Regions from separate parts of the Homo sapiens genome. Here region 2 is linked to region 1. The links are chromatin contacts, found by Hi-C or POLR2A ChIA-PET in ENCODE. All regions are on one chromosome and are shown on one strand. The core of a region is the stretch at or near the end of the contact, and the rest is flanking DNA. Distances in the headings are between cores, read along the strand shown. Region 1 overlaps EZH2 (enhancer of zeste 2 polycomb repressive complex 2 subunit). Region 2 holds the start of ZNF425 (zinc finger protein 425).

Region 1 (5,634 bases), core at 2,053-4,552:
AGAAGTGCTTTGAAAGCTTAATGGGGAGTGGGCTGCCTCTCCGACTGACTTATTCACCTGCTTTAACACCTAACTCCAAAGTCGCACATAAGGGTTAGAGAATGAGTTTTCAACTATGACAAAGAAGGAGCATTGGCTTTGCTTCATCTATGGTTGCTCTAGTGATACAGCAAATACTCTGCAAATTCTGAATGAAGTCAGCTGATTTTTCCCATTAACAGAAAGAACTTATGGAAGCACAGAAAATATTAAGGCACAGGCTGCAGCACTACGTACTACTTCCAGTCCCATACCTCTGTCATACCCCAGTATCCCATCGCCTCAGTTCTGAGTCATGCGAGAGTCACTAAGAGACAAGAAATAAGCTCTCTGAGGGCAAAAGCAGCTGAGCCAAGTGTGGCTTCACCTCTGTCTTGAAACGATACTCAGCACAGTGTCTCAAAAAAACAGTAGGCACTCAAAAAATGTTTCTGGAATGAACAGACTACACTTGATGATTTTCTCTAATGGAGACTTCAATTTCTGTTTCAAGCTAAGAGAGCACCTATTTAGAAAACTGATGGTCTACCCCCACCTCACTGTATTTCTAGTATCTAGAAACCTATCCCATTCTTTACTATTAACCGTAACTAACAACCATATTCCTTTCATTTATGAAATATTCAAATGCAAAAGCATTTGTTGGTGAAAACAAACGTGGGATTCTTATTTATTGACTTACAGAAAAATTACTCAAAAATCCCAGTTACTTACCAGCAACTTATTTTTCTTTGAAAATGTATCATCCTTGACAGTTTACATAATTAAGTCTCATGTCACTCAGAGTAGTGAAAAGAATTTTTACCTCATGGGTCTCCACATTTCACCTGGTCAGAGCCATGTGTCCTGGACTCAGGAACTTACTAGGAGACCTTTATCAACAAATTAGATTCTCTAATTCCAGTTCCAACTTGAGGATCACACAAGGAAGTTAGAGATGATTCATCATCAATGGTTTAAAAAAAAAGGGGATGGGGGGGACTAGAATCATTACCAAGGATGCTACATTTTCAGAGAAACACAGCTTACTGGTAAGTAACCAGGTTCCTCTGAGGATGGATAGACTTACATCAACCAGCTGGTACAATAGGCGACTGTGTGGCTGGACCACTGGGAGCTGGAGAGGGAAGTCAAGCCAAAAATAGTAGTTGTAGGAGTACACAACCAAACTGAGACTCTTGGCAGAAGGCTGGTTCCAAGTAAAAACTGTGTTATGGAAAATCGTAGAGGGAAGAGCAGGTGAATGGCCTGCAGGGAAGGGAAAGAAATTAACACACCCTACTATGTGCCAAGCACTGTGCTAGAGACTTTACCAAAGTTAGCTTCTTTAAATTTCACAACTACCCTGTGAGGTAGGTATGACTCCCCATTTTACAGTGGACATCCCAAAGACAACAGCCATGGCCGTCCTGCCTCTGAATAATCTTTAACATGAGAAAGGCTAAGTCCAACTTCCATATAGTAGGGGAAAACATACAATCAATTAGCCAAGTAAAAAATATTCTCAGATACTGGTTGGTCCATTTATTTCATGCCAGAGACATAGTAAACTGTTGACATTGTCTAACATCCTGTAGCCTTTCCATGTGACAACAGCGAGGAAGGTGCAGGAAGGTCGGCACTCCAGGAAAGGAAGAGTCAGAAGAAAGCATCAGCTGTCACCAAGTCTAGAGAAAAGCTGGGGGTGATTTCTGAAACTACCCTATATTCTGCAGGACTTGAGGAAAGAAAAGATAACACGCCCAAGTTTTAAATTAGCTAGCCCTTCTGGTGAAAATGACCGTGTATATAATTTAAGTTCAGGCTACTTTTATGCAAAGTAAGTACTGAAGAAAAACTGCAATGAGATAAATAGCAAATTTGGATAAAGTAAAGAGAAGCTCAATAATGGAAGTGAATTCATAATCAGGTTGAGAAGGCAAAATAGGAGAAGGGAGATTGAAGACGACACTTGAAAAGAAATGAGTCGCTCCAACAGGAGAGAGGCAGAAACAAAAACGGAAGAAAAAACCCCATTAAGATATTGACACAGATGTATTTAATGAAAGCAACTAATCAAGTGTTGGAGTTAAGAAATGAAAAAGAGTAATTCATATCAGATTGTAAATTATTTCAGTTTGTGTTGTTCAGTATTTGTTACAGACCAATTCCACATTGGGTGAAGAACCTCTACCCTACAACACAAGGGTATTTGCTTCTCAGTTCACTTTTATCCTGTAATTAACGGTTTCTACATTCCAAGGGGCGGGGAATGATAACACAGCATTTAACATAGGACATTTGGAATACAGTATCGGGAAGTTTAGACTCCTTTTTTTTTTTTTTTTTTTTTTGAGACAGGGTCTAGCTCTTGTTGCCAAGGTTAGAGTGCAGTGGTGCAATCATGGCTCACTGCAGCCTCAAACTCCTGGGCTCAAATGATTATCTCACCTCAGCCTCCCGAGTAGCTGGGACTACAAGTACGTGTCACCACATCTGGCTAATTTTTTTATTTTTTATTGAGATGGGATCTCACTATGTTGCTCAGGCTGGGAGGAAATTTAGATCCTTAAAGCTCTTCCCCGCATCCTACCTTCAGAAGCCGGGCCCTGAATGAAAGGAATCACAAACATGCAAACCTACTTAATCCTAGGTTAAAATCCTGAAGGGCTGTTAAGGTAAATCATTCCCTCATCTGCAGCTTTGCGGAAAAACTCCAGTTTTGCTAAGTACTGGAGATCAGAAACAGAATAATCATCACAGGTAGTAAGCACTCAAAAAAGTACATGAAGCAGGTAACAAGAGTGATGTTCATCCACCACATGTAAATTCAAATTTCTAATTCAATAACAGTCCTGTGAGTAGAAAAAAGAACAATTTCTGTCATTGGGGGAAAAATCAACTAAAATGGAACAGAGAGTATTATATAAATCTATAGTTTATATAGGCTGTGGCAGTAAAATTGTTTTGAAGCCTTGCTTAAATCAGTGGATCTGGGTTTAATACTACAAAGTAGTAGAGGTTCAAGTGAGTGGGCAAGACCAGGCGCAGTGGCTCAGGCCTGTAATCCCAGCACTTTGGGAGGCCAAGGTGGGCGGATCACTTGAGGTCAGGAGTTCAAGACCAGCCTAGCCAACATGGTGAAACCCTGTCTTTACTAAAATACAAAAATTAGCCAGGTGTGGTGGTGCATGCCTGTAGTCCCAGCTGCTCTGGAGGCCAAGGCACAAGAATAGCTTGAACCCAGGAGGCAGAGGTTGAGGTGAGACAAGATGACGCCACTGCACTCCAGCATGGGTAATAGAGCAAAACTCTGTCAAATAAGGAAGGAAGGAAGGAAGGAAGGAAGGAAGGAAGGAAGGAAGGAAGGAAGGAAAGTGAGTGAGCAAGATGGCACAGGCTGTGGTTTCTGAAGGGAAACACTTCAGGTCTTGCTCGAGTGGTAGAACTGCCCAGGAAACCACCAACCAAGAAGGCTGATTCTGCTGATCTTCAAAAACAAGTTTACAACTGCCCCTCACTATTCATTAATTACTCAGTAAATAGTGTTGAAACAACCAGGAAACTAAAAAGAACAAAATTAAAAACCAAATCCCCTACCCATTCTTTACACCAAAGGAAATTCCTGATGGGTTAAATGATATTAGAATATAAAAATGAAAACAGAGAACTAAAGGAAAGATAGGTAGATAATTTATAATCTTGAAGTGAAGAAAGACTTTTGGAACCTTTAAGAAAGACAAAAATTAAAAGAAAAAACTGTATAACCAAGATATATCAGAAATAACATCAAAATGGGGGGGGGGCAATCTGCAAAACATATGACAAAAAAAACTATTTTTTTTTGTTTTTTGTTTTTTTGAGATTGAGTCTTGTGATCTCGGCTCACTGAAACCTCTGCCTCCTGGGTTCAAGGCATTCTCCTGCCTCAGCCTCCCAAGTAGCTGGGACTACAGGCGCACACCACCATGCCCAGCTAATTTTTTTGTATTTTTAGTAAAGATGGGCTTTCACCATGTTGGTCAGGGTGGTCTAGAATTCCTGATCTCAAAAGGTCTGCCCACCTTGGCCTCCCAAAGTGCTGGGATTACAGGCGTGAGCCACTGCACCCAGCCAAAACTAGTATTTGTAATATACAAAAAGTCCTTATGAATCATAAGAAAAGCCCAACCTAATTGCACAAGATCCAACACTGTAACAGCCAATTCACAAATATAAACAAACAGTAACTGACATTTAACTTCACTGAATAATTAAGACACGGTATAACCAATTCTAACAATGTTTTACCTATTGGACTGAAGATTAAGATTGATAATATTGTGTTGAGAATATAGGTAAACAGACATTCCATAAACAGCTGGTGGGGGTGTAATGTAAAACTTTTGAGGGTGCATTTGGTAATATCTGCTAAATTTTTAAACATGCATATCATCTTGATCTAATAATTCTATTTGTAGGAACTTCTACAGAATTACTCAAAAGATGCAAGGATGTATATAAAGTTCAGTACAGCACTGATTGCAAAAGTAAAAATTAAAAATCTAAATGTCCATCAAGAATGGGGCAATAAATTATGGTATATCCATAATGTCAAACACTACATATTTTTTAAAAGAATGAAAATTTGGACAGAGGTTGTAAAGTGATGGCCCAAAATGGAAAGGATGTATATCTGGCCAATAATTTTTAAAAATAAAATATTATTAACCTCCTAGTATATATAGAAAATGAAATCTGAAAGAATAAAAGCCAGAGCAGTTGGACTACAGGGACTTTTGCTTTCTGTTTTACCTATTTCTGTGTTATCTAAATTTTTACAATAATCATTTTACAATGATCTGTTCAGTGGAGAGAAAAAGATAAAACTTTTAAACTAGTTTCATTAGCCCAACAGGTAGTCACATTAGCTAGTATAAAACTGCCTTGTTGGGTAGCTTATGAAATCTGCCCAGCCTTTCCAAAATGTTACTCAAGTGATATTCTTTTATAAAATCTGCTAAGAGAAGGTAAGACAGAATCCTAAGGAGTAAATTTAAGTCAATCCCTATTATAAAGCTAAATTATGGCAAAAGTCCTCGGTCTAATGCAATTTTCTTGTTTCTTCAGAGAATAAAACAATTTCTAACATTCCAGATTAACCAAGCACTTTTGTTTGTTTGGATTTGTTGTTTTATTTTTAAATAGTTGTCAGAACTCGGTTTTGCATTTGGGGAAGATACATGATCTTTATAACAATAATTTATAAAACACAAACTATATATACAATATTCTAGGAGAAAAACTACAAATGAAAAGCAACTTCTGCTAGTTTTATTAGTTGCCTAAATTTGACTTTTTAAAATTCACCTTTTAAACTGAAGATATATAATCAAATTTAAAATATAAACATAATAAATGACATGTATTTAATATATGATGCTATATGAACTCAAATATCACAAATGACCTTTTTTTTTTAAGCTAACCCTTTGGAAAAGCATAAAATGCTTATATTAGTTTCTGCTCACAAGAAAAAAAAAATCCTTATATGATCATTTAAGAAATGTTACATCTATTTCAGCCTAAATAAAGCCAGAAAGAAAGCAAAGGCTGCATGGATTTACAAGTTATACA
Region 2 (5,543 bases), core at 29-2,528, 290 kb after region 1:
ATATTCCAGGAGATTCCCAATCACTTAAAGAGGAGAGAAAAAAAGAAAGCCTGGCTGTAGAAACAAAGCTTGGAGAAATCAGAAAAGAATCTGTACCTGCCAAAGGAGGGTGGGGAAAAGGAGTGGGAAGCAAAAGGGAAGAATCAAATGCAAATAAGGAGCATTACATTCCTAAGATTATAAAATTTCATTGGGGGCACAAGAAAAACTTGCACACTTAAGCAAGTTATACTTAACTGAATGTAACAGGGTTTCTTGGATTAAGCCTCAGGATACGCCTTTCAAACTCTAAAACCGGTGCTCAAATTTTCAATACTACATTACAATACTACAGCATTTACGGTAAATTCGATTTACGCTAACCACCCAATTCATTTTAAGTTTTCTGTCCTTTCCTAGAGGGAGCGGTCTCCAATTTCTCTCAGTTCCAGCTTTCCTTCTCCTTTTTCTCATCTGCTTAACACTGATGTGCTTCTCTGAAACTACCTTCAGCAGGAGAGCACGGGCCCCAGAGAGACCCCGAGGTTCAGAGCCCCGACACTGAAGGCAGGGACAGCGTTGTTGATCTGAGCCTACAACAGGCCGAGAAACAGATCTTTCCCACCCGGATTCTTTCTCCCAAACCAACTTTTATTTATGTATTAAACAGACGGGGTCTGGCTGTTGCCCAGGCTGGAGGGCAGTGGCTATTCACAGGCGCGATCCCACTAACGATCAGCACTGGGGTTTTGCCCTGCTCGGTTTCCGAGCTGGGCCGGTTCCCCCTCCCTGGGGAACCTGGTGGTCCCCGCTCCCGAGAGGTCACCACACAGATGCAGAACTCAGAGGCACCGCGCGACGGACCTAGCGCATATACAGCGCAGAGCTCCCGGGCTCAAGCGCTGCTCCCGCCTCAGCCTTCCGAGTGGCCGGGGCCACAGACGCGCGCGGCCAAGCCCGGCCAGACCAGCTTTTCCCCAGGTCAATTCCAGAACAGCACACGCAGCAAGACTGCACCTTCTCCAGCCCAGCCCGGAGCTCAGTCCGTGGGCCACTGCCAACCCCCAGGCCCAGGCCCCGGCCGCCCCACTCCCTGGACGCGGACCCCAATCCAGCTGCGACAGGGACCCGAGTTTCGACAGAGCCTGCATCCTCCACCGGCCCTTCTTACCGAAGCCGGCTCGGCCATGGCGGTTCCGCACGAACCGGCCCTGCCTGGCACGGCCTCCCCTCCGCTCCGCCCCAACCCAACTCCCAGGTACAGCCCTGCTGGCCCCCAAAGGCAGAGCCGGCCGGGCGCGGTGCATGCTGGGACTCGGCGCTCGGAAGCGGAAGCCGCTCCGCCCCATAGCGCCCCCTGCGGGCGGGAGGAGCGGCGCCGCCAGAGGGAGTCGGTCCTCAGAGGAGGGGCCCGGGCACCCTCCGTGCGGGCCGCAGCACGCCGGTCTTTGAGGGACCCTTGGACTCCCGGATCTGCATGCGAGGGATGCGGTCGAAGACGAGATGAGGGAGCTGACGGGAGGGGAAACGGAGGGGCAGGTGAACATGGAGAGAGCAGGAACAGGGAGAGAGTAGGGACAGCGACTGGGAGACGCGCTCCACAGAAACCCGGACTGAGAGGCAGCGAGAGGGTGAGAGTCCGGTGCTGTTCCTTCCAAAGCTGCCCCCAAGTCAGGGATGAGCTCGAGGGTTTCGTTTGTGAGGGGGTCCCGGGAATCCAGCGAGGCCGGGTAGGTGGTGGGGGGCGCGCGGTGGCCCGGGGTGTCCGTCCCGCCGGGGGCGCGGAGGCCGTGTGGGCCCCGGGCATGTCCCGTCGGGGACGCGGAGGAGGGGTCCGCCCACCACGTCCGGTCCCCGTGGGTGCAGCGCCCTTCTGGGCTCCCCGAGCGTCCACACTCCCTCCTTGGCAGAGAAAGGCCTCGGGCAGAGACCCCATGCGGAAGCCACCCCGGCCTCGGGGCCGCCTGCGGGGACTCAGGGTCGCCCAGGGATGCGGGCCGGGCACCCCTAGCCCCCGGCGGGAGACTGTGACAGAGCGGGAGAAGACGGAGGAGGCCATGACACAGGGCGTGAGAAACACGAAGACGCAAAAACGGGAGAGGTGGGAAGACGCAGAAGGGGAAACCAGGGAGAGACAGAAAGGAGAGAGAGGGCAAGGAAGGGGGTGGCGACTGTCCCCAGAAAATCAACCTCGCATTCTGTCCTAGTCATGTTTTAGGTGTCAGGCTAAAGTAACAAATGAAAAGTGTGTAGTTAGAAAGGATGTCCATGAGAAAGTAGTCCCTGCATAGGCTGAGGAGCGTGTGCACATCTGTATTTGTCCCGGAATCGTGAAATGTAGATGCACCTTACTGATTAAAGGGTTAAAAAAAAAAAACCTTACATTAAAACTAACGTTTCGGATGGGCGCGGTGCCTCACGCCTGTAATCCCAGCACTTTGGGAGGCGGAGGCGGGCGGATCACGAGGTCAGGAGAGCGAGACCATCCTGGCTAACGGCGAAACCCCGTCTCTACTAAAAATACAAAAAAAAAAAAAAAAAAAATAGCCGAGCGTTGTGGCGGGCGCCTGTAGTCCCAGCTCCTAGGGAGGCTGAGTCGGGAGAGTGGCGTGAACCCGGGAGGCGGAGCTTGCAGTGAGCCGAGATCGCGCCACTGCACTCCAGCCTGGGCGACAGAGGGAGACTCCATCTCAAAAAAACCAAAAACAAACAAACAAAAAAACTAACGTTTCTTTGGGTGTAAAGTTCTATGAATTTTCACATATGTATGTATACGTGTAGTAACCACTGTAACCAGGATACGGAAGAGCCCTGTCCCACCCTGAAACTCCTTGTGCTGCCATTCTCTTCTGTGCTTCATTTGCTTTATGGTCACTCCCTCCGACACCTGGATCCTTGGCAAGGACTGATCTGCTCTTGAAACCTAGTTTTCTCTTTTTAGAAATGGTATATAAATGGAATCATACAGTATGATATAACCTTTTGTGACTGGCTCCTCAAAAGCGTAATGCTTTTGTGATTCATCCATGTTTACGAAGAGTCAAACTGTAAAATATTTAGAAGTTTATTCTGAGCCAAATATGAGTGAGGAAGGCCAAGGTACTGTCTGAAGAGGTCCTAAGAACATGTATCCAAGGTGGTTGGGTTACAGCTTGATTTTACACGTTTTGGGAAGACTTAAGACATCAGTCAATACATGTAAAGTGTACACTGGTTCTGTCAGGAAAGGCGGGACAACTCCAAGCGGTGCTTACAGGTCACAGGCGGATTCAGCGATTTTCTGATTGGCAATTGGCTATCTGAAGACCAGGTTCATAGAAAGGAGTGTCTGGGTTAAGATAAGGGGTTGTGGAGACCAAGATTCTTAGGATGTCTCATAGTGACTGTCTTTAGATGGCAAAAATTTCCTATTTAAACCTTTAAAAGGTGCTAGATTCTCTGGCCGGGCGCAGTAGCTCACGTCTGTAATCCCAGCACTTTGGGAGGCTGAGGCAGTAGGATTGCCTGAGCACAGGAGTTGAAGACCAGCCTGGGCAACATGGCGAAACCCCATCTCTACAGAAAATACAAGATTTTGTCAGCACAGTGGCAAAGACGTTAATCTCAGCTATTTGGGAGGCAGAGGTGGGAGGATTACTTGAGCCTGGGAGGCGAAGGTTGCAGTGAGCACAGATTGTGCTGACACTACAGCCTGGGTGAGAGAGGAAGACAGAGGGAGACTCTGTCTCAAAAAAATAAAATAAAATAAAATAAAATTATATATATATATATATTGTTTGTTTGTTGGGTTTTTTCCAGACGTAGTCTTGCTCTGTTGCCTAGGCTGGAGTAGAGTGGTGTGATCTTGGCTCACTGCAACCTCCGCCTCCCAGGTTCAAGCGATTCTCCTGCCTCAGCCTCCCAAGTAGTTGGGATTACAGGTATGTGCCACCACATTGGGCTAATTTTTGTATTCTTAGTAGAGATGGGGTTTCACCATGTTGGCCAGGCTAGTCTTCAACTCTTGACCTCGTGATCCACCTACCTCGGCCTCCCAAAGTGCTGGGATTACAGGCATGAGCCACTGTGCCTGGCCCTATATTTTCATATAAATATATAATATATACTGCAAAGAAGCATATTTGGGGATAAAATATTTTGATTTCCTTCTTTGTCATGCAATGTTATGCCAGAGTCAGGTTGGAAACTAAGCGGTTATATAGGGTTAAATAAAACCCTTCTGGTGAGATTTTTATAGTTTGTAGGGCATGATTTCCTATGTCCCTTAGTTAGAAATTTGGACAAGAAAGGAAAAAAGGTCACAATTTAGTTGGTATCCATATCATTGTGTGTGAAAACAGTTTATTTTATTTATTTTTTATTGTTATTTTTTTGAGACGGAGTCTTGCTCTGTTGCCCAGGCTAGAGTGCAGTGGCTCGATCTTGGCTCACTGCAACCTCCACCTCCCAGGTTCAAATGATTCTCCTGTTTCAGCCTCCCGAGTAGCTGGGACTACAGGTGCATCCCACCACACCCAGGTAATTTTTATATTTCTAGTAGACACAGGGTTTCACCATATTGGTCAGGCTGTTCTCCAACTCCTGACCTCAGGTGATCCACCCACCTCGGCCTCCCAAAGCGCTGGGATTACAGGCATGAGCCACTGCGCCTGGCCTACAACAGTTTTATTTTAATTGCTGATAGTATTCCATGTTATGATATACTGAAGAGTATTTATCCATTGAAGGATATTTGTATTTTTTCCGTTTTATTATTTTTTATACTTATTTGTTTATTTATTTATTTATTTTTTGAGATGGAGTTTTGCTCTTGTTGCCCAGTCTGGAGTGCAATGGAGTAATCTCAGCTCACCGCAACCTCCGCCTCCCAGGTTCAAGCGATTCTCCTGCCTCAGCCTCCCTAGTAACTGGGATTACAGGCATGTGCCACCACGCCTGGCTATTTTGTATTTTTGGTAGAGACGGGGTTTCTCCATGTTGGTCAGGCTGGTCTCGAACTCCCAACCTCAGGTGATCTGCCTGCCTCAGCCTCCCAAAGTACTGAGATTACAGGCATGAGCCACTGCACCCGGCCTATTTATTTATTTTTGAGATGGAGTCTCACTCTGTTGCCCAGGCTGGAGTGCAGTGGCATGATCTCGGCTCACTGCAACCTCCACCTCTGGGGTTCAAGCGACTCCCCCACCTCAGCCTCCTGAGTAGGTGGGATTACAGGTGCACACCACCCCACCTGGCTAATTTTTGTATTTTTAGTAGAGAAGGGGTTTCACCATGTTGGCCAGGCTGGTTTCAAACTCCTAACCTCAAGTGATCCGCCTGCCTTGGCCTCCCAAAGTGCTGGGATGACAGGAATGAGCAACTGTGCCCAGCCTTTTCCAAGTTTTGGAATTCTGAATAGAGCTGCTATAAACATTTGCATACAGGTTTTTGTGTGAAAATAAATTTTTATTTCTTTAAGGTAGATACCCAGGAGTGGGACTGCTGAGTCACGGTAAATATGTATATTTAATTTTACAAGGAACTAGCAAACCATTTTTAAGAGTGACTGTACTATTATGTGTTCC

What was found. Hi-C counts contacts between places; a loop is a spot of excess contacts on that map. ChIA-PET counts read pairs that join two places held with the same protein, here RNA polymerase II (POLR2A). Pooled maps may share reads with other maps.
Region 2: a loop to region 1 is called in a pooled map, with 2.2 times the contacts of the local background. The contact joins the promoter of ZNF425 here to the enhancer-like site in region 1. A Hi-C loop is called at or near these places in 1 of 50 pooled maps. POLR2A ChIA-PET finds 5 or more read pairs at or near these places in 3 of 52 experiments (CD4-positive, alpha-beta T cell, activated T-cell and activated naive CD4-positive, alpha-beta T cell).

Annotation. Positions count from the first base shown.
Region 1 is chr7:148,835,714-148,841,347 of GRCh38, forward strand. The region is part of intron 3 of EZH2 (enhancer of zeste 2 polycomb repressive complex 2 subunit); the gene reads right to left. Among named protein-coding and RNA genes, the nearest start is that of EZH2, 46 kb to the right of the region's middle. Within about 2 kb of position 3,303, at least 3 of the 41 ENCODE cell types and tissues checked have a DNase peak (open chromatin) inside an H3K27ac peak, as active enhancers do.
Region 2 is chr7:149,125,046-149,130,588 of GRCh38, forward strand. It overlaps ZNF425 (zinc finger protein 425), which reads right to left and starts at 1,279. Exons shown (of 4, transcript NM_001001661.3): 1 at 1,151-1,279. The coding sequence starts at 1,168. It also overlaps the pseudogene RN7SL521P and a transcript of ZNF398 not described here. RefSeq lists enhancers at 1-194, 442-993, 994-1,545, 2,209-2,258 and silencers at 704-877, 1,609-2,048.